Regions from separate parts of the Mus musculus genome. Here all the other regions are linked to region 6. Evidence: chromatin loops called from intact Hi-C (ENCODE). Cell type or tissue: heart. All regions are shown on one strand. Region 1 has its middle 98 kb from the start of Gm24254. Region 2 has its middle 27 kb from the start of Gm24254. Region 3 overlaps Fto (fat mass and obesity associated). Region 4 has its middle 25 kb from the start of Gm36670. Region 5 overlaps Fto (fat mass and obesity associated). Region 6 holds the start of Gm39222 (a long non-coding RNA gene). Region 7 holds the start of Irx5 (Iroquois homeobox 5).

Region 1 (4,000 bases), 340 kb before region 6:
TAATATGTCCTTTGTATGAGCGAGGGCACTGACTGGGAACTCTGCACAAGGTCATCTAACCATAGGTCACAGAACCAGGCAATGCCTCCAGCTCTCAATTGTTGGGCTGCAGATGATGCTGATAGATGATACTGTGTCTACCAACTTAGCCAAATGTAGATGCAGGCTGCGGTGTCCTGAAAGGACTGCTATAAAAATTAAGGAACAAGCTAGTCTGAATCATACTATCTCAAACAAAAATAACAACAATAAAAAGGGACAAAGCTGAGGGTACAGGCCAGCCCTGCTTAGTTAGACTCTTATGTTCTCTAGCTTCACACTGCCTGGGTGATTGCAGCAAGGAGTGGCTGACCTCTCTGGTCTCTTAAAGGCTCACCTGAACAGTGCAGATTCTAGGGCCTGGTCTTGAAGGACTCTGCCTGAGTTTACCAGGAAATGAACACAAGTAGTAGTCCATTTATTTATTTATTTATTTATTTATTTATTTATTTATTTATTTATTTTATTTTATTTTTTTCCCGAGACAGGGTTTCTCTGTATAGCCCTGGCTGTCCTGGAACTCACTCTGTAGACCAGGCTGGTCTCGAACTCAGAAATACCACTGTTTCTGCTTCCCAAATGCTGGGATTCAAGGCGTGTGCCACCACCGCCCGGCTGATGGTGAGAATATTATCAACGTTGTCATATTAGTGTCCCTCGGAATTTCCAGTCCCAGTGGCCCAGTAGTCCAAGATAAATATCGAAGTTTGGGGTTGATTTCTTCTTCGTAAACTTAGCCTCCAGCCTCCTTTCCATCCTTTGCCTTCCACCTGAAGCCTGTCAACTTGGAGAAACCCCACATAAACAGCACCAATTGGATTGTGTCATCACTAGTCAAAAACTGTAGGATGTGCAACCTGCAGGATAGACCTGTGCTTAGGGCCGGTCTTAGAGATGCGCGCATGCGCCAGGGAGGAGCAGGCATCTGAGTCCCACCACCCCAGGAGATTCTGTGCTGTGTCGCTAGGCACAAGCTTAGGTCACCGCACTCACAGGCTGCATCTCTCCCATTTCTGGTTAACGTTGCTGTGGAAAACAGAATTTTAATAAGCCTGTTCTCCAAGCACAGCGCTTTCGTGGTGTTCCAATTTGCTCTCTGTTGCTACAATGAAGACCGTGACCAAAGGTAACTTAAGGAGAAAAATATTTGTTTGCCTTACATGTGCTGATCACAAGCCTTCTCCATGGCAAGCCAAGGCAGGAACTCAAGGCAGGACTTAGAGGCAGGAGCTGATGCAGAGGCCATGGAGGAGGGCTGCTTACTGACTTGCTCCCATGACTTGCTCAGCCTGCTTTATTTTACAGCACACAAGACCACCAGCCCAGGGATGGCACTGCCCACAAAAACCCGAGCCCTCCCACATCCATTCTTAATCAAAAACAAACAAACAAAACTCTACAGATTTGTCAGCAAGCCAATCTGATGGAGGCTTTTTCTCCCTGCCCCCCCCCCCCACTTCCCAATTGAGATTCACCTTCCCAGGGAACTCTGGCTTGTGTCAAGTTGACAAAAAGCCCAACCAGGACAGACAGCAAAGCCTTTCTTCTCCATCCTTGAGTGGAGCCTTTGGAAAGTGTAAACAGGAGTGTTTTCTGCACATCACGTGTTCTGCAGACCCTTCTGAGCCTTCTTGGGGCTAAAACCCCCAAAGATCTGCACCTTAAATCCCCAGAAACACACACACACACACACACTAAGGTCTGCTGCTTGCTTTACCTCCAGAGGTTCACGACTTCCTTCCCTTCACTTCCTGTCACTGGGGTTCATGCTTACCCAAGGCTGTGCCATTTAGGCGTCAGCTAAGACCCAGAGATCATTTGAAGTTAAAACATGGCCAGTTTCCAGTTTCTTCACAGCATTCCTTTCCGCTTCTTAAAAAAAAAAAAAAAAAAAAAAACAATCCTGACTTAAGAAAACCTGATCTGTTTGGAACAGACGGCCTCAGCTATTCCTTCCTGTGTTCTTAGACAGAAGGAGCAGAAGCGAGCGGGCCCAGAATATTCCAAGGGGACATGTGCAGAGAGGGCAGAGGCAAATGGAGCCCTCTCGGTGGGGGACATTCAATAACTCTCTTAGACTTTATGATGTAGGACAAGGGCTCATTTGCTCGATTTGGGGTGACAGCCGCAGGTTTTGTTACATCCTGGCTGGAGTTTTAAGAAAGCAGGGGCTCTCGGGGCGGGGGGGGGGGGGGGCTGCAAGCAGCCTTCGTTATCTTAGCCACGGGAGGCATGAAAATCGGAGGCGGTTGGCAGCCCAGCATAAATCCAGTGCATGTGAGGGGCTGCCCAGCCCAGGAGGAAGGAGTGTGTAGCTTCCTTTGACGGCAAGGTTTCCTGCCTCTGTGGAGAGGTTGTCTGGCCTGGGTACACAAGCCCAGCCCGCATCAATTACTTGAAAGGAAATCAACTCTATTCCTGAAGGCTTGGCACCAGAAACATTCATTGTTGAGGAAGGGGAAGAAAAAAGAAAAAAAAAGTGGGGGGGGGGGAGCTAATGAACTCCTTTCTCCGGTGTTTTCAAAGGCCTCTTGTGTCAGGGGCTTCATCGCTTTTTAGCAGAGTTCTTAGGAACTCTCATTAGCCCCTCAGTAAATGCTACTTTAATGGCTTGTAACTTTGTCATTAAATCTTCACTCCAAGATGAATTAAGGTAGCAAACAAGAAGCACCCTCCCCATCCTCAACCAAAGAGGCAAGAAAATAGACAGACGGGGGGGGGGGGGGGATGCGGGGGGGGATGCGGGGGGGGGATGCGGGGGGGGGGTCGGGGAGGAGCGCTTCTTTATGCGGCTTCCTGCCAAACAGTGATTAATTCAGGGCCACTTTAAGTTTTTCTAACTTTCATCCATAATGGGCACGCTGACATTTTTATTTGAATCTCTTTACACCATCCAAAAATAATCTCCTTCTGCAGCCGAGCCTGCTGGTTAATTGCTGTAGAACAGCTGTTGGCCTTTCTCTTTCCGCAGCCTCTCTGAGGATGGCCACATCGAGGCAGGTGGATTGATGGAGCCCCTCACTTGCTTTTGACTAGCCTAGCCGCGTCTGTCCTGTCCCTCTGTGGAGCCAAACAGAACCCCTCGCCTCTAACACGTCCTTGCTTCGGAGCCGTTGTTACACTGCACACTCTAAGCCAAGTTCAAGAGATTCTACTTTAGTATGACCTTGTCTTACCCAGAGTTGCACGTTTCATAGGTCAGACTGCTCCTGAACATGGGAGTGTGTGCACAATTAATCCAACTTTCTGGTTAATTGAAGAATAGCCAGGGAACCACTTTGACGAATTCCCTCTCATATACAAAGTCATCTGAAACTGATGCTTTTGCAACCACCATGCCCAGAACCTGTGTCTAGGTATCTAAGCTAACTTCCCATCTTCTGAACAGCTCATTCCAGCTGCATACGACTTTGGTTCTGCAGTGTATCCTTCTTATGTTCTCTATTACTGTTAAAGTGAATGTAGTTTTGAATGTTGTTTTCTTCATAACAGAGGAGCAGATGAGGCACCAGGATACCATACTGGGGTTGTTCACAGTCCTGTAGAACTGGAGGCTGAGAAGCTCAGTGGGTAAAGACGCCCACCACCCAGCTTCCCTTCCCACTCTAGCCTTGGAATTCACAGTGTGAGGAAAACTGATTCCTTCGAGGTGTCCTTTGAGCTTCACGTGAGCACTGCGGTGCACACACACACACACACATACACACACACACAAGAATAAGTGCAGTAAAAATATCAGACCTTACAGGAGTTTTTTTTTTCTACATACATACTCTCATGCTTACAAACATAGACACATACAAATAAATGTTAAACAATAACAGCCTCCCCTCCCCCGGAGGCTTCAGAGATGGCCTGCCAAGGGGTAAAACTATCGCCAAAGCTTAGAATCGGTTCCTCTTCACCTGGACTGAGCGAAGCCGTATTAGCTGTCCTAATCCAGTAGACAGCTGACTTTACA
Region 2 (4,000 bases), 270 kb before region 6:
TCACCTGTGTAGTCACACACACACACACACACACACACACACACAGAGGATGGGGGGAGACCCATGGCTGTCTCCCAGCTCCACTGCTGCCCTGTGGGTGCCCCAGCTTGTTGGGGACTTCTGAGCTTTGCCTGCTTGTCCAGGAACAGAGGCAGCAAGTCTGGGAGACCTGACTGCAATCTAGAACGTTCACTGTCATCACCATCTCCAGGGTTTGCTGTGTCCCAGATGTTTTGGGAAGACAGCTCGTATGGAAAATGAGGTGGGTGTATCGACCTGGGAGGTGAACAGGCAAAGGAGCGTGGGGCAGGATGGGGAAGCAAATTCTAGAATGTACAAACTACAGAGGCCAAGGCTCGGGGATCTCCAGTAGGAAACCAGCCCAGCAGAAACAACTCCAGGGTGGCCACGCGAGAAGCGCAAACATATAATCCAGGAAAACAGAAGTAACGAGGGAATTTCACTGAGTGCCATGAGAAGCCAGAGGGGTTCTGGGTGCTTCTAATGCAGTGGTTTTAGACCATTCTAGTGCTCCAACCCTTTAATAGGGTTCCTCTTGTTGTGGTGATCCCCAGACATACAACTGTTCTTGTTGCTATTTCATGACTGTAATTTTGCTACTCTTGTGAATTGTGATGTAAATATCTGACTGTTGGATATCGCACATGTTACCCTATCAAAGGGTTGTTCAACCAACCTCCAAAGGGGTTGCAACCCACAGGTTGAGAAACACTGATTTAAAGGATGTGACAGAGAGGCAAGCCAAAAGCAGAAGACCCAGGGAGAAGGCTCTCGCCATGATCCAAGTGAGGATGGATGACAGCCTTAGTTGCAGAAGCACGTGTATGTGTGTGTGTGCGCGCGCGCGCGCGCGCGCGTGTGCGCGCACGCACGTGCACTCGCGCAAACTATGCTTTGAAGACAGAGGGGATGTGGTTTGCTGAGAGGTCAGACATAGGATATGAATGTAATAAACGCAGAACAGGCTCTGAAAATTTAGTCCTGAACAATCAGGAAGGCAGAGCTGCCCTCTGCCCCAGTCCCTCTGTGCGTGCACGTGTGTGAGCATATGCATGAGTGTGTATGTGTGTGCATGAGTGTGTGCGTGTATGCAGGTGGTAGTTTGGATAGACTCTGAGAATGGCCATAAATTTATCTTTGAGCACTATGGAATCTTTATTGATCTTTAAGCAGCAACAGACAATGACTCCAGAGACCCACAGTTGAGTCTGGAAGATTCAGTCCTTACTTCCTCTGAGCAAATTCTTTCATGGCATTTCCTTATTGTCTTACTGCAGGTTTAGGGTTCCGGGGAGGCTGCAGTCCTCCGGGAACGATCTGTGATGCTGAAGTGCTCACATGTGAGTTCTCGTCCTTTGGCACTTGAAAATGTATCCACATATGATTCATGTGTACCAAGCTGAGTGGGGTGTGTTCAAGACTGAGGACACCTTTGTCACTGTGGAGGCAAACGGAGAGCTCCTAGTTACCACATTTCCTCTTTTATTTTTGTTTTTTTGTTTTTGTTTTTGTTTTTGTTTTTTTTTTTTTGAGACAGCATTTCTCTGTGTAGCCCTGGCTGTCCTAGAACTCACTTTGTAGACCAGGCTGGCCTCGAACTCAGAAATCCACCTGCCTCTGCCTCCCAAGTTTAAAAGCGTGCGCCACCATCGCCCGCCGTTACCACACTTCTTACCTATAGGACCTCAGGCACACTGTTGACGTTCTCTTAGCCTTGGTTTCCTAGTTGGTAGAATGGGGAGGGTTGGTTAGACCTACTCACTGAGTCTGAAGTCTGACACACATGAGGACCAGGCATGTCGATGGCATGTAGGGGAGATAGCTGGGGGGAGGGGGGCAATATTCTGCCCTAGGGCAATGGCTTAGAAAAGGAAAGTGAACTAAACGGTCCTGACCTCCCCCCACCCCCCAGGGCCATCCTGAATATCTCAAGTGAGGCATCAGCTCTTCAGGGATTCACACAGGCCCTGGAAAGGGCTACAGCACCTTGGATCTTGGCACATGCTAGTAAGTCTAGCCAGGTCTTCCTGAGTCCAGATCCATTCATCCGCACAGAGGACTGTTGTTGGTTCTGGCTCCATCTGACTTTCCACGTCTGAAGCTCTCTGCCCTGAATTCAAAGCAAGTAGTTCAAAAGGTGTGAAGCCTCAGTTGAGGCTGGGTGCTGCCAATATGCTGCCATAGAGGCCCGGAGGACCTGGGCACAGCTGGGACTCGAACTTGTAGAGAAAGGGAAACTAATTTTCTCAGTTCCAGGAAAAAAAAAATGGCTTGAGGCCTCCTAAGTGCCCCCTCCTGACAGGCAGCTGCAGCAGGCTGGGTAGAGCAGGCAGACAGCACCGGCTTCCCAAGCACCATATGGGTAAAGTGCTCCCTCCAAGGCTGCGCCCGCCCTACTTGTCACCCCCAATCACACTTGCTCTAATCTGTGTTTTAATTTACTCTGCTGGTGCGACACCCGTGCTGCCAGGGCGGTCCTTGGGGCCTCTTCATTCCTGCTGCTGATGACAGGAAGTATGCAAAAGGTACAATTATTCACCCACCGAGGTGACAGAGAAGGCCTCTGACTGGGAATAGGTTCCCAGCTCCCAGCAGTTTTGTGTCAGCCACGGAAGCACTTTGCAGCTTGCAAACAATCCTATGGAGACCGCTCCCCCCCTTCTTCTTCTTCTTTTTTTAAATAAGCATTTTGATCACAGCCAGTAAGGAGGTGGATGGCAGTCATTGATTCTTCAGGCCAGTGCAGAGAGGGGTGGCCACACACACTCCTCCTATCAACTGAATTATTGGATTTTTTTTTAATCAAATAAGATGACCCTCCTCCTCCTCCTCCTCCTCCTCCTCCTCCTCCTCCTCCTCTTCCTCCTCCTCCTCCCACACAGCCAGTCATCGCCTGTTCGGCCTCAGACAAAGGGAAATATGTCAAGCCCAGCCTATTAATTCTTACAGATTCCGCATTGTTTATGTTCTCATGTGGACCACATTCCAGAGCTCCAGAATCAAGCGGCTCTCAGCCCCATGGTGTATTTCATTTGCTATGGTCCGAGCCGTATTAACAATGCCTTTCAGTTCCTTATGGCCTAAAATGATTTTCTTTCTGAGAAGATTTTTTTTTGGAGGGGGTGGGGGAAGAAATAGAGAGTGGAAGAAAGAGAGCAGGGGAGAGGAAGAGAAGAAAAGAACAGAACACACACACACCCCTCTCCTTTCCAGGGTATCATTTGCAATTTAAAGCTAACCTGGGGTGTGAAGGAACAATGGTACTGACCATAAACCGGTCTGGATGGGCAGCCTGCCGGCTGAGGTGCTGCTGTGCTCTTTAGCGCTCTCCTACCATAATAGCCACCTAATGCAGTTCACTCTCAGAGGACTGTGAGTAGCATTAAGGATTCTATTAAGTTCCTCAGAGCCTTGCTACTCTCTTCCAGCTGGAACTTGCAGCTTAGAGCTGAGCCAAGGACAGAACCTTCTGGGAGCACCTCTGGAAAAAAATGGGTGGACCCCCCCCACCCCCCACCCCCATACACACTTGATGTAAGATTTGTATTGTAGAACTCCTGCTGTGGCCAAAGAGGCGGGGTTTTTTAGATTGTATTGTTGCATCAGGACCCAGAGCTTCGGATGAAGAGGCTCCCGGTCTAGCACTTTATATAATGCCCTTCAGAAGGAATTTACCCCATCTACGTTTCTCCCTCTGGGTTCTGTGTTAGTGGGAAGAAACGATCTAGTTTGGTCTTGTGAGTTGTTCTTTGCCGCTTGGACATTGTCAAAAGAATCCAGCCCTTCTCCTCTCTCTTTAGATACTCGATGAGACATTTCCTAAATTTGATCTTGAAGGATTGTTGCTCTGAATTTTGAAGTATTTGCTTGCTTGAATGCAGGAATTCTTCTCAAAGGCCATACCAAATGGGCCTTGGGCCAAGAGAGGAAATTCTTTCTAACCAGCAAAAGGTTCTAACTGGACATTATTCTTGCTGAG
Region 3 (4,000 bases), 310 kb after region 6:
TAGCTTTTCCCAATTTCCAAAGACAAACAAAATGGCCCTAAAATACTGTGTTCCAGACTTTGAATTATTGGGTGCTTCGAACTGTTTAACCTGCTTCCAATCTGGGCTTATCTTGAGCCACTCAGCAATGTCCCAGTCAAAAGAGGGAGAAGGGAATTTAAATCTTAATTGAAAGCCACCAGACATTTCATTCCACATCTTAAATTACTAAAATATACTCTGCTCCTAAATTAGAAATACTGACCCTAGGGTTGGAGAGATGGCTCAGTGGTTAAGAGCTTGCCGGGCTCTTGCAAAGGACCCAGGTTCAAGTCTCAGCACCCATGCTGGTTGGCTCACTACCACCTCTAACTCCAGCTCTGGGGGACCGGAAGCCTCTGGCCTCCAAAGCCACCTGCATTCCTGTGTACATATCCACACATAGACAACCTGCATTCCTGTGTACATATCTACACATAGACAACACACACAACTAAGGATGAAAATGAAAACAGGGTGAAATGGGAGGCAAGGTACGTTAGTACATTGTTAGTACATGTAATTTAGTATTCCCAGGAATACTTATGGGGAAAGATAAACATATACATGTATAAATATACATACTGTATCTGGGTGATTTACCATTAATATGAGCCTGAAATATTTATTAATATTTTATTGTTATATCTTTCAGGCCCCCTAAAATCTTTAATTTAGGAAGAATTTTAATATGAATTTACTTGCGCTATTATCTAAATACCATTATGTTTGATATATATTTCAGCACATAGGAAGCAGCCTTGTTCTTATGTTCACTATAAAGAACTTTATCCACAGCTACAGTGACAGCTTCATTAACCTTTCCCTAAACAAATAAACAAAACTGCTCTTTGGCTCGCTCATTCCCTGCAACTGTGGGAGCCACAGGCTGAGGACCCGTCCCTGCAGCAGCAGGCTGCCTCCACAGCAAGCTTCCTCATGATTTATGCAGACCACAGTGACAAGCAGAGACGCGTGACTCACCTGGAATTAAACTATTATAAATAACTTGTCAGGGACGCCTTTACATTCTGATGAACATTTCTCTGTTAAACTTTAACAACAAGGACCTGGTTATGTTATGAAATGAAACACCCACTCATTTGCCACATCTCTCTGCTCTCCTGGGCCAAATTTTAACATAAATGGGTAAATTAAATGTAGCCTATAGCTTACCTAACGTAATTATATGTTGTATTTTACTCTGATTCAAAACGGATACATTAAGATAATCCAGCCTTGGCTTGCACCCACTACGGTTGGCAAAGGTTATTAAGGCCAATGGCCATGCACAGGCTGCTACTGTAACCCAGGGACTGTTGGGACAGGAAATGGTCCAACGCACAGGGAGGATAAGCAGGAGCCACACCCCCTCCCCCCCCACCCAAGGAAAAGCAACAGCAATGGAGAGCATGAAAAAAAAGACCCCGCAGTACATAAACCACCAGCTCTTCTCAGGGCGTTCCTCGGGAAGCTCCCCGGAATAATTCCTCTGCATTGTACAAAACAGAGGTTTTTAAGGTCAAAAGGAAATGAGTAAATGCCATCAATTTAGAGGATTTCAGCCCCGGCATTCTTCTCGGTCTCGCCGCGAATTTGATAGTGTTAAAACATTTTTATAGGTAAGATAAATGTCAGTTTTGCAAAGAGCGATACCAACCCCTGGGAGACAAACGGCCTATCCACTGGATCTCAGGCCATGGCGAGACGGCGTCGCCTCACAGGGGATGTGAGCTTTTCATACTCCTCTTTAGCCAGCAAGAAAAGCTTGCACGGTTTCTTTCAAATGCTAACTCTCCTATCCCGAAGTGCCTCCTCCTAACATAATAATCTTGGATGAGAGGCAGTGGGTTGGCTGAAAAAATAATAAAATACAAATATGTGACTGGTACTCAAGTGTTAGAATGCTTCTTGAGTGGAGAGCAAAGAAGGCAAGAAAGGCTTGACTGTGGTGCAAAGGGTCAGGCTGCTCCGGGCTCAATGCTCAATAAATTCACCAAGTAATATTCAGCGGAGAGGTGATGTTTTATCAGAATGTCATTCAAATATAAGGGCCTAACATTTACATCACAAGAGCAAGCACACACACCGTCCTCCGGGAGAGAAGCAGTAAGAATAAGCAGTGTGCCAGGGCATGCTTGCTGGGACAGGGAGTGGGGAACAGAGGCCCGGGAGTTTATGTACAGCTGACTAAACTTTCTGAAATATGTGGCTGGTTATGACATGTGCAGCAATTACCACTAATGGGGGAACAGCTATTTCAAAATTCATTTTCCATTCTCCTGTAGGCTTCTGGAGGCAACCCCTCCCAACCGCACGACAGAAAGGACGGGAAGACAGACAGAAACTACAGCACACACCTCTTCCCTGGTACAAGAGCCATCAAAGACTGCTTAACACATAGGCAAAAAAAACCCCAATACGTGCACTGCCCAAGGTCTTATTGAAAAGGACAGGCGTGTGCTACAGAGCAGACGAAGGTGCACTGATCAAAGACACCTTTTCACAACACGCACAGGACCCCATTAACTCAAAAACGCAAAAAGATAACAAGGAATCACTTGTCTAAAGTCATAATAATTTGGAGCAATATATTTCATGGAAGAAAAGTTTGAACAATCAAGAAATGCCCTTTTGATTAGCTGACTTTCACAGAATCTAAACGCGCACCAAACGCTGCATTTTTGAAGTAAAATTGCTGTTGAATCTGTGAACCCACAACTGATTTCCCGTGTTATGGAATCTTGAAGATTACAGCTAACTTGAAGCAACAGGGGTAATTCCTGGCAGTTAATGGGACATTTATATGCATTTTCCTGAAGGACAGCATCTTGGGACCTCCAACTGGCAGCTCAACACTGCCCCCTACTGCTTACAAGTTAAACCAGAGAGCAGGAACAAGGCTGACAGAGCCAGCCGCACCAGCCAATGCCTATCCAACCTTAATAACCAAATACCACATGGCACGGCACTAAGAGCCACAGAGCAGGGGACTTTTCCAAAGATGATTCTCCGCCGTCTCTTTCAATAGCAAAAATAATTTATCATGAGTTTATTAGAAATCTTTTTTTTTAAAGGCCTAAAGCAATGCTTCAACTTAATTTAGAAGAAACATCCCTTTTATCTTGGCCCAATCCTTCACTCTGCTGATAATGATCCAACTGTGGTATGCAAGGGAGACACTGAAACATTGATTTCTTTTTTTCTTTTTTTCTCAGTAAAGAACAGAGCTCTGGAAAATTCTCCAGATTGCTGCTCCTTTAGTTTACTGTTTTGTTTTGGATCTCTCTCTCTCTCTCTCTCTCTCTCTCTCTCTCTCTCTCTCTCTCTCTCTCTCTCTCTCTTTCTTCCTTTCTTCTTTTCTTTTTCTTTTCTTTTCTTTTCTTCCTTCCTTCCTTCCTTTCTTCCTTTGTTTCTTTTTTTTTCAGTATAAAATATAATAAAAAGAAGGTTCTTCCTCTAACTAACTGCCACTCCTAGCGAATGTGTGCACTCATGGACTGAGACTGGCACACAGCCATAGTCAGATATCTTTCCAGTGAATTAGTGATGAACTTCGCTGTGTGATCACAATACTAAACATTGCACTTGTTGGCAGGGTGGAATACTCCTAAATCAAATACTTCTAAAATAAAAACTGTTTTATGGCTGGAGAGATAGCTTAGCAGTTAAAAAGCACTGGCTGCTATTCCAGGGGACCCAGGTTCAATTCCCAGCACCCACACGGCAGCTCACAACTGTCTGTAACTTCAGTTCCAGATCAGACACCCTCACACAAATACATGGAGACAAAGTACCAATGTACTTAAAATAAAAAATAAATGACTAAACAATTTATTTTACAGAATTATGGAGTTCTTTTCTTACTTATTTCTAAGTCCTAGTTTACAGCTTGGTAAGATTATGACTTCAATGTCAGGTTGACATCTAACAATTAGGCCTCGGCAAGCAGGATCCTAAGTGCCTATGTAAAACATAACAA
Region 4 (4,000 bases), 170 kb before region 6:
TCCCAGTAGCTACATCTTGTCTTCCTAATTTCAGTGCCAGCCATGTTCACTGCTGATATTTCATCCATCCAAAATAAATAAATAAATAAATAAATAATAAAAAAATTTAAAAAGCAAAAAGATCCAGATAGAGATGGATGAACCACACACAGCAGAGATGCTCACAGCATTAAGATTCTGTGGATGAGCTCATGTGTCTGGTGCTAACGCAGACTCCAGTCTTTATGTGGCCCTGTCACACACACACACACACACACACACCCCGCACCCTCCTCACGGCAGGATCGCCATCACCTTTCTCTCTCAGAGACTTTTTAAAGCATCTCTCTGAATTAAACATAAATTCTGAGCTGCTTGCAGCGTTTCTCTTAAAACACAAGGGCCTCGAGCTGGTGGTGAGTAGAATTCAAACCCTGCTTCCGAGCTAAACGGAACGCTGAGAGATGGCTGGGAACCCGTTTAGACAGGAGCAGTGGCTGGGTGAGATGAGGGGCCTCTCTTTGAGATTTGGAGAAGACAAACATGTGCTTTCCTCCTTTCCCTTTGTTTTTAGAAATTAGGATAGCTTTTCAACACATTGCCCTCTGCTACTCGGAGTGAACGGTCGGAGCACGGCTTTTATTCCCAGCTCACTAAGTCAAGTAAATAGAAGCTTACAGCATGGAACGAGGAGTGATAAGCAATTCCCACTGCTGCGAGTTCTTAATATATAAATTCATCCCGCAGCACTTGAGTAGCAACTGGCAAAGCCAGAAACAATGGAAAGCCGCCAGGCCCGGCTCCGACGAGGTCAACCATCAAGGTTATCTATACGCAATTACTGGTATCTACAAACTTGCATAGCTGTCAGCTGGTCAGAGCCCAGATGAAAACTCACCATGCGCTCGGAAAGCAAATATAGTTTCTGAGGAGAGCCTCAAATTAGCTCCGTGAATGACTTGGCTTCCAGCGTGCACCAGCCGGCCCGCCTTTGGGGAACATTTCTGCAGACAGTTCTTCAGTGTCTAAATTTGGGCATTATCTTACAAATCTCTGTTCCCGAAGTAGGAAAGAACTGGAATTGCTCCTTAACCCTCAGCGACGATAAATTATATCACTTAACAATAGATAAACTCGGGACACTTTTCCTGTGCGGAGCGCCTATTGTGAAGCACTTTCTAATCGGCGGCATCTCCTCTCCCCGGTCGGCCCCACTAAAGACCTGTCGGTGGGGAAGAGACACAATAATTTGTTTTCTAGCTCCTCCTTCAGTGCCATCCATCATGTGAGGACACAAGGCTGCTCGGCAGCAGATATGGATCTGCTTCCGCTGGAGTTCCTCTTCCCATCGGACTCTGCCAAGGGGTCGTGTTTTCAGAGCCGTGCTGTGCTTCCAGAGCCTGGAAATGAGGCCCCTGCCCTCCCTGGCCGGCGTGGAGACAGGAGAAAGGGCAAGTCATGCTGTTGTGCTAAAGGAGGCTTCTGGGGGCAACCCCGCATCCTCCAGCGTCTGCCCCATAGGTCCGTGTGCTAACGGTTTCACCCCCTAGGGGGCGATGTTAGGAGGTGGTGGGATCAGTAAAAGATGAGGCCTGCTGGAGAGCTGCCTAGTCATTAGAGAGAAGGAATTGTGAGACCCTGGCATCTTGTCTCTTTCCTGTTTTTGGTGGAGTTTTGTTTTGTTTTGTTTTGTTTTGTTTTGTTTTGTTTTGTTTTGTTTTGTTTTGTATTTAGTTTTGTTTGCTGCTTCCTGGCCAATGAGGTGGGCAGTTTGTCTCACTGAGAGAGAGTTCTGGCTATGATATGCCTCAGACAGTCACTGAAAACTCACAACTATGAGCCCCAACAACGCTTTTTCATCTAAACGTTCATTGTGCTTGTTCTTTGGGTAGTGAAGGGGAACTAACTGGCCGCCACCACAGCCCTAACCATGGTCTTTGCTGGCAGCTATCTTCCCACCAGGACCTTCCAGGGCCCCCACAGAGACGTTCTTTGTATGAGGGGGGGTTAATCAAGGCCCCAGTGATTTTCAGATTATCTGCAAGAGGCCACACATTGGAAGTAGATTAAGAATCAGCTGCCTTTGATCTTGTCCGTGGACCATTTGAACTGTGACTCCATTTCCACTCTGTCCCTCTCACCTTTTTGGTCATCTTTTGCTGACATCTCTCCTCCAGTCCTGCTCAAGCCTTGAACGTTAGCTGTGGGTTCACTCTCCCTGAACTACAAAATTAAGGACTGTGACACATCTACAGTATAACCTTCACATTAATCTGCCTAGGTTTTATGTCTTAGGGTTTTACTGCTGTGAACAGACACCATGACCAAGGCAAGTCTTATAAAGGGCACCATTTAATTAGGGTTGGCTTATAGGTTCAGAGGTTTAGTCCATTATTATCAAGGTAGGAGCATCGCAGCATCCAGGCAGGCATGGTGTAGGCAGAGCTAAGAGCTCTACATCTTCATCTGAAGGCTGCTAGTGTAAGGCTGGCTTCCAGGCAGCTAGGATGAGGGTCTTAAGCACACATCCACAGTGACACACCTACTCCAACAAGGCCACACCTCCTAATAGTGCCACTCCCTGGGCCAAGCATATACAAACCACCACGCTTTGGGATGGAGGTTTGGTAATGGTTTTCTTCATACGAAATGATTTTACATGGGGCCACAGAGCGAGGAAAAGGCCAGAGGGAGCCATGTCTGTTCCAGCTCTCAATCAGGGCAGCTCGGGCTTCTGGGCCCAGGTAGATGGGGATTTCATCTATGTATGTACAACTGTAAAGGTTGCCCGCTGCACAAGATCACACCTGAGAAATGACATTTACGTCACTGCTTTTAGAGACTTCTATATTTATGATGACAGTTTTCTGGCAAACGACAACTGGAACCCTTAGATCTGCAGGCTCTGCCATCTCCAGACTCAACCAACCAGGATGAAAAAAGAAATTCATTTTCACAAAGTTCCAAAGAGCAAATCTTGGCACTGCCTGATGCTGGGCACTCTGTATGAACGGCAAGCCTTACTCAGGCTGCTGCTGCCTGCTGCCTGCCTTCCCCAGTCCAATGCCTCAGTCTCCATCGAGCACCGTTTGCATTTGCATCGTGCACGTGTAGTGGACTGAGCAGCGACATTTTTCTCACTATTACTCCCTAAGTGATGTGAGACAATTGTCATTTCCACAGCATCAGTGCTGCATTGAGGCTAACCAGTAACTTAGAGCTGATGAAAAGCACCAAAAAAAAGATGCAGTTATACAGATATTGTGCCAAATTACTGAAGGGACTTGACTAAGCACCTTCAGATTTTGACCCAGGGCGGGTTCTGGAACCATTTTTCACAGATAACAAGGAATGGCTGTAATGAGTTTCAAAAGTGCAAAGGGTGTACTGAGAAAGGGAGCTTTTATTTCAGTCAGCAAAAAGATACTAAGTGGGCAGGGACTGCCCTGCAAAGGACCCCACTCCTTCCACTGATACCTGCATAGCTACACTATAGATTGCCTTCCACGTATCAGGGAGGGTGGTCATGATCGGATGAGCTGTTCATGAATTTCTCTTCTCCTGCTGGATCTCTTTGTGCATCTTTGTATCCCAGTACAGAGCCCAGCATCCAGCTTTGGTTGGATGGATGGATGGATGGATGGATGGATGGATGGATGGATGGATGGATAGATGGATAGATGCATGGATGCATGGATGGATGGGTGGGTGGATGATAGATAGATAGATAGATAGATAGATAGATAGATAGATAGATAGATACTGCATTCTTCAATGGCTACCTCAGCTTTTAGTATGTAGCAGGTTAAAACCAAATGTACCAATAAGCCAAGCCAACTCAATCCGTATTTAGGCAAAACAGATTCGCTATACAGAAGGTGCCTCCTGACCAGCAGGCACACTTTCTCTCCCACAGCCCAGCCCTGAGCGTTTGAGGAAGAATAGTGTGCTTTGCTGCAGGTTTCAGGGGTCAGTGGGGAAGAAGCTGCTGCAACCAATCGACAGGGACAGTTTGGGTGGG
Region 5 (4,000 bases), 420 kb after region 6:
CTTCTTGGGACTTCTTGTATAATTTGTTAGAGCCCCATGCCCTACTAATTTGCATGTCTAATTTACTCAGAACCTCTCTTCCTCCTCCTCCTCGCTGGCAAGCAACCACAAATTCCACTGTGATTTCACAACCCTCACTTAAGCAAACGGCAAGGCTGTGGCAGAGTGGAGCTCCTCCAGCCTGGCAAACAGGCTAAGAGCTCAACTCCCAGGCTTTCCCTCCCAGGGTCCTTTTCAAACCCTAAATCCACAAAACACTGCATTAGTTTGCTCAAAGCAAATAGTTAATTTGTCCTTTCACTAGAAATCAAAAGGGCAAAGTCACAGAGCCGGGCTTCTGCTTCAGCCCCACGCTGACCCTCCACCATCCCCCTCTCCCCAGCAAGTGGCTGTCAGAGCCACGCAGAATCAACAGATCAATCAATCCATAACAAATATTTATACTGCCTACATGAAAAACAGGGGAAAAGAAAACTAACAATGCGGGTAATAAAATAAAAACGCCTTAGTCAACAGTGCTCTAAGAAGTCTGAACAAAGGAGAGAAGAACCTTGTGCCAAGGTGATGAGAAGAAGAAAGCAGAAAACAGCTCGCCAGGTAATAAGGGCGGCAGAGCTAAAAAGTCAGTAATCAAAGCAGCCGATCAAGCGTCGGTGATTAGACCTCTGGCTAACAGTCGGCTTCAGCAGGGGAGAGCGGGAGATAAGGCGAGGATGATAGACTGTGCCCTGATTATGGAAGGTCCAGAGAGTCTGGCTGAGTAGTCTGGATTCCATCCTGAATGTAATAAGCAGCCACAAAAGGCTTTTGAGAAGGACAGGAACACAGTGAAGGCATAATTTTGGTGAGAGAGAGAGAGAGAGAGAGAGAGAGAGAGAGAGAGAGAGAGAGAGAGAGAGAGAGTGTTTAATTTGCTGCCCTGTGTTTTAACTCTATTTATAATATGGTTCAGTTCAAAGGAACCAAGACTGGAGGTCGGAGGGCCAGATAAGGAAGATGACTGAGAAAGCCCAGGGAGGCAGGAGCTGGGCCTGAACCAGGGGGTGGAGACTAAATTGTAGCATCTAGAGCTCCAGGAGCCAGAGAGGACCATAATGAACACAGTGCCACAGTGGTAGTGGGAGTTAACAGCACTGACCACATACTTAAACAGTACCTGCTTAGCTATTTGCTGTGCTGGGAAAGAAACAAAAAACTGGTTTGAGTCAATTTGTAGCCAAGGCTCCGGAGAAGTGTTAGGCCTCACCAGGCTCCTGGCCTGATCTACGAGACTCAGAAAGAAAATCAGCACCAGGAACCTTGGGCTTTTTCTGCAGACAAAGTAGTTGTCCCAACACTGGATTTCCAGCACAAGGCCAGAAAGGTCACAAACTCATTCCACTTAAACATCAGTTGTCACGGTGGCACCTTCCTTTTTCCTGGCTGTCTCTGGCTTCACCTATAGCTGTCTGTCCTTACAAACGGACCATTCTAACCATGGCTTCCTGATCCTCTCCTGCCCACATGTGGCAGATGTGGGACTCCTTGACAGGCTAGCCCGTAACACTGCTTCGGAAGCCACTACAGCTTAGCTTTGAGCCCAGTTCTCTGCTCCTCAGGAGGATGCTATACAGAAACAACCTCTCGTCACTGCTTCCTGCAACCAAACCCATACACACACCATAGGTAGACATGGATGTGAACAGAGGCAGAAGCGTCAAAGTGCCAGGTGTTTAAAGTGAGCTAGAACTCACAAAGAAAGCCCTGCTCCAAGCAAATGTACTTAATCTCAGCACTCAGGAGGCGGAGGCAGGCGGAGGCAGGCGGATCTTTGTGAGTCTGAGGCCAACCAACCTAGTCTACAGTCAGTCAGGGCTACACTGAGAAACTCTTGTCTAGAAAAAACAAATAACATATAATATACATGTATGTCCTCCAAGCATGAGTGGCAAAGTCCAAGAGAACTTAACTTGTAACAACCTTTTGTAACAACCGCCCCTTTAAGATCTCTACAATTCATCTTGGCGTCAACACCGGAAGCTCCTTAGGCGTCCTGGGTGATTATAACCACACCTTACATTTATTTGGGGCTAGGAAAATAAATACAAGCAGAGGTATTTTAAAGAGTTCCCATTTATTTTTCAGCAGACACAGGAGAGCAGAGGGCGTTATGCCAACTGTAGGAAATGAGAGAATCAAAGCAAAGATACGGTATACAGGCTGCCTATGGTCACGGAGGATAAGCTAATGGCCCAACTAAAGTATTTCTTGCTTTCAACTTATTTCTAGCCTGTTTGGTCTTCTGTCAGTTAATTCTGATCATGCTCTGTAAATGATAAAATTGTTGGCATAGAAATAGTAGGAGCCTAGAAGGACTTGTAAAACCAGAAAGAATTAAATGGAGCCTAACTTACAGCCATGGAAAATATTAAAATTCCATGTGTAACTTTTCTTCTCCATTTTAACCCAAGATGTGGTGCCTATGCAGGCACCACTGTTGTAAACACCACTGTTTACACCACCAGTGTGTAAACACCACTGTTTACACTTGCACACTTCCAACACACAGGCCTCCGAGTACCGAATGTCATCCAATGCAGGCGGCTACTCATTTATTTTTCTATCACTCTACAAGGTAGAAAATTAACAGTGTTGTGTTTACAAACCTTCACTGAGCCCTTACATAAAAGCTCGGACATGTTTGTATTACATGCTGCTCCGGTGTGAAGACGCTCGGAAGCAAGTTAATATAAACCTATCCTGAGCAAATGTGCGGGAGGTAGCCCTGTTAGACCCGGGTTAAGCTTTGACCTTCCCAGCTTTTTCTGAGAATGTACAATCCATCACGTACAAAAACACAGCGGAGGTGTGAGGTGTTGGTAAGTACCCCTGTTAGTGAGAAATTCTGCTAATTATTACACCAAATAAGCAGAGTTAACAGGCCATGGCCACAGCGGGGCATGTTTCAGGGCATTAAATAGCCACACAGGGTGGAGAGGAATATATTACACTGTGCCCATTACCAATAAAATAATTTCCCTGACACCCAGAAAGCCAGTCAGCTGGAGCAACCCAAGTGGCCTGTGGCTCAGCTGACAGAGCACAGAGCTGCAGTGCCACCCAGTGGCCTTCCTACTTGAAAGTACAGCCTTCAGGATAACTCGGGGACTCTGGCTGCAATTTGGAATTAGGATAAAGAGGCCAAAAGAAACCACACTTGGAGGGCTGGGCTGGAGGTAGCTCAGTGGTAGAAAGCGGGTTGAGAATATATGAGAGTCTGAATGAAATCTTCTGGACAAGAATGAATGAATGAGCCAACAATCACATTGTAAAGGTTCCTTAAACTAAACGTGTGGTTTTAAAGTACATATATGTGTTATCTCCTGTTTTCTCTATCCCACCCTTCCTAAGTATATATATCTCAAAACAAAATCCAAAATTAGACTAAATTAAATTAAAGGCAAAAGTAATTAGCCATTTTTCAGATACATGTCTTATTCTTCTAAGAAGTTTCTAGCAGAAAAGCCCCCTTAAAATGAAATGTTCCAAGGAAGGAGGAACATTAGCAGAGGACAGTGTGGTTGTGACAACACAGAGCAGATGGTTCACAGTCCATCCTACAAATAGAAAAAGCAGATCATCTGAAATAATGAAAATGGCTTTTTAAATGAGGAAGATTTAGTTATCCATAAAGTTATAGCAATGTAGGATCATGTGACTTCAGAGAACTGCTTTTCTAGTTTCCATAGTACTGACTCCTAAAGTGGCACTGGGTAGGTATACATTATCAATGCAGGGTAGTCATCACAAGTACTAGGCCAGTATAGAGACCGCACCAGGACAATGCCCTTCTGCTGCTAAAGCTTCACAAGAGATCTGCTCTGCATTACTACGACCAGACAGAAGAGAGACCCAGGAGAAAGCAGAGGCAGGCATGCAGGTATGTTGTAGGAGAGAAGTAGAGAGAAGCGGAGACAGGGAGCATGGGCCCCACTACAGGAAGAGCGTGGACCACAATCTA
Region 6 (4,000 bases):
TGGAGCCTGTGTTTTAAAGGCCTCCTTTTTCTTCCCTCTGTTTCCTACAGATCGCTGTAGTGCCTTGGAAGTGGAGAAAAAGTTACTCAAGACAGCTTTCCAGCCGGTGCCAAGGCGGTAAGAGACTCCGAATTTGGGAAGCATAGTGGGAGACCCTTCGGGAGGAATAAGAAAAACACAGAGCCAGTGGCGGGAGCCCTTTGCCCCCTGGGAAGGTAGCAAAGTAGCTGGCAAACTATTGCTAAAGGACCCAAAAAATCCACTCTTCTGTCACTTCTTGTGGACCCATAGACACGGTTCCATTCTCGGCTGGAGCACCTCAGGCCTGTGGTACAGAGCTAGGGGAAGTCTGGCCCTTACAAGAGGCCTGTGGCGCAGAAGGCCTCTGCGTAATGTCCACTTCCTTCCAAGCCCGGTCTTGACTTCTGATCTCTTTAGCTCAGCTTTTAGTTAATACTCCCACAGCTAAACACCGGCTTTATAGGGGATCCCCTATCTAAGCAGTCTCCCCAACTCTAAAGCTCACTGTCTCTGCTTCCGTTCTCTTCCAGGCCACAGAACCATCTGGACGCTGCTCTGGTCTTATCAGCTCTCTCCTCGTCTTAACTTTTCAACCATTTTTAAATCGTTGTACTAATTGTAAAAAACAAAACAAAACAAAATCGCTCTGTATAGTGACGAGTTGCAAGCATGTCTGTGTATGATTACCTTAAAAGAAACACTAAACAACAACAACAACAACAACAACAACAGGAAAGGACAAAAGAAAGAAAGAAAGCCAGTCCCCCCACCTTGGCCCTCCCCCAAGTCACCCCACATTTAGATTGTGAGGTTCCTTCGTTGTGTTGATTTCGGGGGGGGGGGGAGTGGGGTTACGGAGAGAACAAGCCTGTCTGACTCTTTTTGTATATACGGGAAAATGTACATACGTGTGAACCAAATTGTACAAGAAAGTATCTATTTTTTGGCTAAATAAATGAGCTGTTGCCACTTTTGACTATAACCGGCAGGTCTGCCACATGGACCGGTTTGCTGCATGGTTCTTTGGTGTTTTTGGTGTTTCTTCCCCCCCACCCCCGGCCGTTGTTTAAAGAATCTACAGGAAAAGATGAGCTGGGTCTGAGGACAGCAATGGCAGAAGTCGTTCGGGCTTAGGTAGCCAGGCTTAGAAGCCTCTCCAAGAAGGGGTGATGAGAGTCGCTGGGCGACCGAGAAAAAAGGGCAAAGACCAAGGAGAAAATGATGTTGGTTCCTTACTAGGAGCTGGAAAACTAGGCTCTGCCCACGGGTCCACAGGAGTAACCATGGAGCCTTGGGGCCTCCTCTGATGACTTAGCAGAAAGACTTAGGGAAGCTTCCAGGAGTTCAGGGCGTGGGCTGGGAGACTCGCCCTCCCTGCTCCCTTCTGACTGCGCTCAACTGAAGTTTCTCAGCCTGGAGTATAGGGGCTGTCTTTAAACGCTCAATGCCTAGGCCTTTCTCGCCGTGGTTCCCTCTCCAACGGCTCCTTATAGGTGCAAAGGGCGTGGGGGATCTGCGTGAGAAGCCGGGGTGTTCACGTTTCCCGCTTGGTGGCGTGTGACCGCGCTGGTGTTGGAAATCCAAGGCCGAAGCCAGGCGGCGTTTGGTCCCTAGGTGCTTATGAGTACTTTTAGAAATCACGCGTGGGTTCGGGGTACAGCCCGGGAACCTTTGGAGCTGGGATCGTGTCAGAAGTCGGGTGAGCCGGGGGACCGTTAAGAGAGGGGCGAAGGTGGCGGGTGGGTGGGGGGTGGACGCCACAGTGGGGAAACCTGGGGCTTGAGCTCCCTCTACAGGACGAAGGGGACGGTCGGCGCCAGACCTTCCCGGCCTCTGCAGCCCTCCTGGTCCCTTGCCTGCCTGGACACTGCCTGCCTGGCTTGCCCAACTTTGATTCTAAGAAGTGGAGAATCACATTCAGAGTAGTGACGCCTTGGATGGGGTTCGAAGTGGGGGCGCCTTTGAGGCCCTCCTGTCTGGCCCTTTGGAATTTCCGGGATAGCCATGCACTGTGCATCTGAGCTGCAGAGCAGGGCTCTCGTGAGCAAGGTCTTGCACACTGTTGGAAGGTAGAAAGAGCTAGTGCTTACAACCTGGATCAGCTTCCAGTCTGGATCCAGCACAGTCAACATTGTGGATCTGTATGCGAGGGCCGCCGCAGTGTACGGGTCCACGAGATGAGGACACAGCTGCCAGAGCCACGGGCGACCTGGGACTCTGTTGTATGAAGACCGGTGCCCACATAACGAAAGTCCTCAGAATGGAGACCACTAGCAAAGAAAAGGACAGTGACAGCGGGGGGTTGGGGGGACGGGGACGGACTGATATTCAAGCAAACACTTCCTTTCTCTGTTTGCAAAGGTGTTTCAGGGGTTCAAGGTCTTTCACAGTTGAAGCATTGACGCTCCATCTTCTTAGGTCATACATGTGAAGTCAGTACCACAGAACAAGGGTCAAGGCTCTGGTTAGTGCCATGAGTATCTGTACAAGGGCATCTTAGTTCCTACCTCCTGGGCTTAGCCCTGACCCACACTGACTATCCATTTACTTCCCAGGAAGCCAAGGGCAGAGAATTCACTTCCTCGGGTTCTTTTTCACCAGCCGCCTGCTTCACAAGGTGAGGATGAGAGAGGGGGGTCTGCCCGTGCTCATTCTTAAGTAGGGGTGTCCAGCCATTTGCAGAGGCTTAAACTAAATATCCTCAGTTCCCAGGGGTACCTGCCGCTCCCCTTCCCATTGTCCAGAAATGTGAGACCTTTCCTTTAGGTGGCTCAAGAGACCCTGAAACCAGCTTTACCAAGGAAAACAGGAAACTACCCAGGGGAAAAATGATGTTGGTAGGCACAGTCTTCTGGGAGGAGGTCCCCAGAGAGAGGGACTTCATCAGTGGGAGAGAGATGGGTGGACATAGGGTCTCTCTCCAGTGAAGCTTCCGGAACTGCCCAGACTGTCTATCTTGAAAGTACAGCAATAGGAGGAGGCATGGGGGAGCCAGCCCCACCCTGGGCATATCTCATACAGTGTGTGCTTCAGACACCACCGTTCCCAAGTTGACCTCAGTATACCAACTCAACCAAAGCAAAACAGAATCTCCCAGGTTCCCAGCAAAAGAGGAAAGGGTCCCAAGAAGTCCCTCCATTCCTTAATATTGATTCCTAAAATGGAGAAGGAAAGTTAGAAGACGTGGTGGGGGGGGGGTGAGAAGTAGTGTACGTCTTGTCCCTGCTGCTGCTCCAATCAGAGGTGAAATATGTCAGCTCGACACTAGGAAGTGCCTTTGCTGTCCGGCTGGTTACTCAGAGCCATCCAAAGTATGTGTGGGATCCACTAGGTTGGAGACACTGCTTTCCCCAATATCTTCACAGAACTGGGAAGGGACAGTGCCTGCCAAGGCCAGAGAGCCCAAGGAGAATAAAATTACCTTCCAGGTGTCCACTGACACATTAATATTTTCTAACTAAATTGTCTTCTGGGAGTACGGGGACTTCAGGCAACAAGAAATTCAATTCAACCCCAAGGTGACAGGAAGGACCAAGGGTTAGTACATGACACACCACTTACTTGCTTCATGCCAGGAGTGAAGAGGGGACAAATCCCACCTACTAGAGAGTATTCTCTGGGCACATGGAGGACAGGGAGACCCAAAGGCACGTCTGTCCCTGGCCCATCTGTCTTGGGGAAAGGTAGCCAGAGAGATGGATGCCTGGGTAAGAACTGTGTGTCAGATATCTTCTGGTTTGAGTTTATTAGGAGGTTTTGCCAGGACTCTCTTTGGGACTGACTCTCTTCCAAAAACATTGTCTTCTTCCTAGAATTCTAGGTTGCATGTGCCCCTGTGGAGCAAAAATGGACAACTACAAGTCTGTAAAACTTGTGCCTGTGCTTGAAGGTAACTCTGAGTGGAGACAAGTCTCATATTTCTTAGGTCTCACTTTGAGCATCCAGGAAAGGTGGATTTGACAGACTTAGCCACACTTTC
Region 7 (4,000 bases), 560 kb before region 6:
TTCTGACGCCTTGTGTGCGCGCGAAGCTCCTCCTTCCCGGGGTGTAGTCGGTGGGGGGACTGGCAGGAGCCTCTGGCCGGCGGCAGCCAACCCGGCCGCCAGGCGCGTCTCGCCCTCTCCCTGTTCCTCCCCGGCTCCTCTCCCGCTCACTGGCGCTCCCCTCGCCCCTCCCTAGCGCCCGCCTCTCCTCCGCCACCCCCCTCTCCTCCTCTGCCCGGCCTCCCCCTCCTCCCTCCCGACTCTTCCTCTCCTTCTCTCTTTCTCAGACTCTCGAGCGCCGGCCCCAGGATGACAATCACATCCCAAGCGCGCCGATCGCTTCCAACTTTGCTCTCCTTTTGCTAACTCTGGGCGGAGCGGCAATCTCGACGTACAACTGGCCTTAGTCTTGGCTCGGGCCGTTCGGGAACACAAAGGGAAAGATGCAGCGGGCTGCGCTCGGGAGAACGCTCTGCGCCCTCCTCGCCAGTGCGAATAGCGAAGTTGGCGGACGTCTTGTTCTCCCGAGAGCTGGGCTGGGAGGTGGTTTTTCTCCCTCCACGCTCCACAGTGGCTTCTCCCTCCTGCCGGAGGTCTCTAGGTTGAGCTGGAGACCTGGAATTCAGATCCCAGGGAGAGTCGATGGATGCCGGCGCTCAGGGCACAGCGAGGCCGAGATGACCGCCTTTCTGCGCCAGCAACTGCAGCAGGTGGGCAAGAGCCAGGCCTAAGTAGAAGGGGCCCCGCTAGCCCTTCCTTCCACCCATCCCTGGCAGACGACGAGAAGAGGCTAGAGAGGAGACTCTGGGGTCTCTGGCTGGGGGTGTGACTTTTCTCTGGAACGAGGAAGGCAGTGGGCAAGAAGTGCCCGACGGAGAAGCTGTTCTACCCGAGTCGGTCCCCCAGACGCCCCCGGCCCCTTGCCATCCCAAGTAGCGATGCCTGCTTCTCATGTCTAGCCACGAGCAGCTTGCCCCGTCAGGTCTGTGGAGCCGGAGGGTGTGGGGTCTCGCCCCTTTTGTTCCACTAAGTCGCCTTCCACCCTCGCTCGCCCCCGCCCCAGTTCCACTGCAAACACTGGGCAGTGAACAGTGTCCAACCCAACCGCTGTTTGTTCAGCGAGGCGCTGGCCCGGCAAACACACACCACAGAGTCCCAGGCAGAGTTCTCGGAACACCCCCTCCCCAAACCCCCCACGGCCACACAGTGAGAAGGCAAAACAGACCCTAGTCCCTGGTCTCCACCTCCCGCCGCCGCAAATTACAAACGCACTGAAGCTTTGGGACAGACAGGGGCGCTGGTAAACCAGGACCGCCGGCGGCAGAGTGCACACACCACACATCAAGCATTTTGTGGCCTTTCACAACCCAGCCACGCGCAGGCTGGAGCGTAACAATACACAAAGTTTCCTGTAATGATTCTCACTAGCCAGCAAGCAGTTTGCTCGGTTGGGGCCGTGGCAAACACTAACCCCACGCGGATCGCACAGGGACCCGCACCGCGGCGCGCATTCACGCACGCGCGCAGACTGCCCCCTCACTTAGCACTCAGGATACAGGTTCCGCCCCCGAGAGGTTGGACCCCGCGGACTACATTCTCCAAGAACCTCTAGGCCTACCCCGCCCTTCCCCTACACAGCTTCGCCTCTGATTGGGCGTTGGTCTCCATTAGCCCCTCCTCTGGATGACGTAATCCGCTTCCCTCGGAGTTCCAGCGCCAGGGGGCGTGGCTGGGAGGGTCTTTGGCTGCGTATTGTCATGGAGACCAGAAGCGGTCGGCTGCTGAAGCGGGCGGCTGCGAGCTAGACTGATCGGCACGCGAAACCGGAGCCCTGGAGAGCGTGCGGCGGCCTGAGGCTGCCTCTCGGGCTGACCATTCCGGGTTCGGGGTAGGCCGGAGCTCTTCAGGGAGCGTCCCCGCCCCGACGCGCGGGTCCCCGCCTCCCGCGTCCGCACCGCCCCCCGGCTCCGCCCGCTCAGCCCGGCTAACGGTCGGCGCGGCCTGCCACGAGGGAGCGTCCGCGGCCCGCGCAGAGCCGCGCACCAAGCCGATGGCGGTGGACGCAGCAGGGCCCCGCGGTCTGAGTGCGGGCAGGCGCGCGTGGGCGTGTCTCCCTGGCCCACGCGTGTCCCCGGCATCAGTGTCTCGGCTCTGGTCCAGGACGAAGACTTCTGAAAGCGAGCCAAGGAGGTTTGTGCCACCGAGAGCCCAAGTCTGTCACGCAGACATCCTCATTACATAATCCTGCCACTTGGGCGACTTGACTGTTTCTGTCTCCCCCTCCCCATCTTGCTCCCCACTCTATATTTTTTCTGCTCTCTCTCTCTCTCTCTCTCTCTTTTTTTTTATTTTTTTTATTTTTTTTATTTTTTTTGGTGTGTGTGAAGGACTAGAAAGTGTCCTGCAAGATATTGAAACATTTAGAATTTGCGATTTTGTTTCTCTGGTTGTCACCTCCGCTCTACATCAAATTTAAGGCTCATTTCTTAAGGATGTCTCTATTTTCTGCTTTATTTGCACACTGATGGCTCTGCTGCTCTGCTGGCCTCAGCCGCCTGCGTCTGATACAGAACCGCGTTAATAAGAGAGGGAAGGCGAAAGCTGATCATTAGCAGGCAGACGGAACTCAGATAGCATCTGGCGTCCTTTTCTCCATGTTTACAAGAAAGCTTTTATATTCTCGCTTGGTAAACACATTCTTGCTGGCAAACACAAGGTTTTAACTTTTTATCTTGATACTAGGGGAGAATCAACACTCCTCCCCACACAAACACCTTTTTTTTTTTTTCCTTTCTGTTCCGTCAGCTTTTCCATTTGGGAAACTGTTCACTTGTTAGCTGTAGTTCCGGGTCTCTTGTCGCTGAAGCTTTTTATACACCAGCAGAGGTAGGACCCTCATGCCAGATCACCAAGACTCGTTTATTCCCCCTTACTGCTGCATTTGTATATTTCTAAACATGTACTAGGGCTAGGTTACTCTGTTTTTAATGTTGGCTTGTTAAGCTTCATTTAAAAACTTGCCAAGGGTTTATTGGTTTGTCGTGTCTGCACGGATCTAGTTATGCCTAGCTCTTAAAACATCGAGCTTTAAAATAAGACCTACGATTGTGCTGCCAAGATCTGGCATGGCGCTTGCTCTTCAAGTTCTGGACAAGTAGGGCTGTCATTGTTTCTATCAAGTGCAAAGGAGGTGACGCCTGTTTGCTTAGTGTAATAGTTGTTTACAGTGAAAACTTTAAAGACTTACAAAAGTAGACCCGCAGGATTTTAAAGATCTCGTCATTTCTGTGGCTGAGACACAGCAGCAGCATCAGGAAAGGCAACAGATTGCTTCTGTCCTATCGCTTGGCTGTTTTCGAGTGTTCTTAAAGGATTATGATTGATAAGGCTGTCTTGCTGGAGAATGTTGACACAGGTGTGCATCGTTATCTTAATTAAGATCCAGAGAAAATGTTGTCTATAAATGGAGACACAAGGAGAGGACATAATTTTGTACAGTTTTGCTTTTGGAGACTTTAATTGCTCTTGAAAGCTGTCTTTGAGCTTCCAGATTTTGTGAGACAGATTCTTTGGCAACAGAAGTTTTAGAGAGGAATGATAGTTTAATGTTAAGTGTTCTGGCATGCTCTGATACTACTTGTGGCTTTTTGGCAATACTTTGTGTTGGCTTTCTTTGTGCTCTGTCTTTGTGGAATTATGGCTCTCAATTTCTAAAGCAAAGCGTAAAATAGAGGGCTGTATTGTTAGGCAGACAATCATTAATGGTTGGAATCAATCTGTTGAGGAAGACGCGTTTAGTGTGCATGAAACAGGGAAATACTGAAAATGTAAACAGTAGAGAAATGTATCCCTTTTAAGGTCTGAGGAAGGAAAGAGCCTTCCCAAGAGCCTTGGTGATGTAAAATCATTCTCTTTTCATATTATCAAGTGCATAGCTGCAGTGTTTATGGGATGCCTCCTTTTCGTTTGTAGAAATGAGGGAAACTTTCACTCCTCCCAGAATACTGTGTTATATATTTTA

The links. A loop is a pair of places that touch in the nucleus more often than their neighbours do. Peaks named below come from ENCODE experiments on the same cell type or tissue, not always from the same donor. Only the 100,000 strongest peaks of a DNase experiment are listed, where the experiment ranks them.
Region 1: it touches region 6 in a loop (4-fold over the local background); 5 of 42 quality-filtered maps call a loop at or near these places.
Region 2: a loop joins it to region 6, with 2.3 times the contacts of the local background. A loop is called at or near these places in 3 of 42 quality-filtered maps.
Region 3: a loop joins it to region 6, with 6 times the contacts of the local background. A loop is called at or near these places in 8 of 42 quality-filtered maps.
Region 4: a loop joins it to region 6, with 8 times the contacts of the local background. A loop is called at or near these places in 8 of 42 quality-filtered maps.
Region 5: it touches region 6 in a loop (7-fold over the local background); 13 of 42 quality-filtered maps call a loop at or near these places.
Region 7: a loop joins it to region 6, with 5 times the contacts of the local background. A loop is called at or near these places in 23 of 42 quality-filtered maps.

The regions. Positions count from the first base shown.
Region 1 is chr8:92,135,616-92,139,615 of GRCm38, reverse strand. No RefSeq gene overlaps it. Among named protein-coding and RNA genes, the nearest start is that of Gm24254, 98 kb to the right of the region's middle. In heart, no CTCF peak of the experiment used is centred here; no DNase peak of the experiment used is centred here; H3K27ac peaks cover 1,224 bases.
Region 2 is chr8:92,065,053-92,069,052 of GRCm38, reverse strand. No RefSeq gene overlaps it. Among named protein-coding and RNA genes, the nearest start is that of Gm24254, 27 kb to the right of the region's middle. In heart, no CTCF peak of the experiment used is centred here; no DNase peak of the experiment used is centred here; H3K27me3 peaks cover 2,072 bases.
Region 3 is chr8:91,487,188-91,491,187 of GRCm38, reverse strand. The region is part of intron 7 of Fto (fat mass and obesity associated); the gene reads right to left. Among named protein-coding and RNA genes, the nearest start is that of 4831440D22Rik, 21 kb to the right of the region's middle. In heart, no CTCF peak of the experiment used is centred here; no DNase peak of the experiment used is centred here.
Region 4 is chr8:91,964,495-91,968,494 of GRCm38, reverse strand. No RefSeq gene overlaps it. Among named protein-coding and RNA genes, the nearest start is that of Gm36670, 25 kb to the left of the region's middle. RefSeq lists an enhancer at 192-2,164. In heart, CTCF peaks have their summits at 1,313 and 1,517; DNase peaks (open chromatin) are centred at 894 and 1,374; H3K4me3 peaks cover 1,246 bases; H3K27ac peaks cover 2,123 bases; H3K27me3 peaks cover 1,453 bases.
Region 5 is chr8:91,378,051-91,382,050 of GRCm38, reverse strand. The region is part of intron 1 of Fto (fat mass and obesity associated); the gene reads right to left. Among named protein-coding and RNA genes, the nearest start is that of Fto, 67 kb to the right of the region's middle. In heart, CTCF peaks have their summits at 1,507 and 3,100 (motif pointing left); DNase peaks (open chromatin) are centred at 130 and 3,080; H3K4me3 peaks cover 544 bases; H3K27ac peaks cover 1,922 bases.
Region 6 is chr8:91,795,528-91,799,527 of GRCm38, reverse strand. Irx3 (Iroquois related homeobox 3) reads left to right here. Exons shown (of 4, transcript NM_008393.3): 3 at 51-117; 4 at 552-1,017. The coding sequence ends at 606. It overlaps Gm39222 (a long non-coding RNA gene), which reads left to right and starts at 1,785. Exons shown (of 3, transcript XR_879088.2): 1 at 1,785-2,485; 2 at 2,577-2,638; 3 at 3,834-3,954. In heart, CTCF peaks have their summits at 1,621 and 1,824 (motif pointing left); a DNase peak (open chromatin) is centred at 1,627; H3K4me3 peaks cover 1,650 bases; H3K27ac peaks cover 1,405 bases; H3K27me3 peaks cover 3,075 bases.
Region 7 is chr8:92,353,857-92,357,856 of GRCm38, reverse strand. Irx5 (Iroquois homeobox 5) reads right to left here and starts at 61. Exons shown (of 3, transcript NM_018826.2): 1 at 1-61. It overlaps Crnde (colorectal neoplasia differentially expressed (non-protein coding)), which reads left to right and starts at 1,737. Exons shown (of 4, transcript NR_110452.1): 1 at 1,737-2,169. In heart, CTCF peaks have their summits at 92, 1,778 and 1,982; DNase peaks (open chromatin) are centred at 76 and 1,656; H3K4me3 peaks cover 4,000 bases; H3K27ac peaks cover 3,919 bases; H3K27me3 peaks cover 256 bases.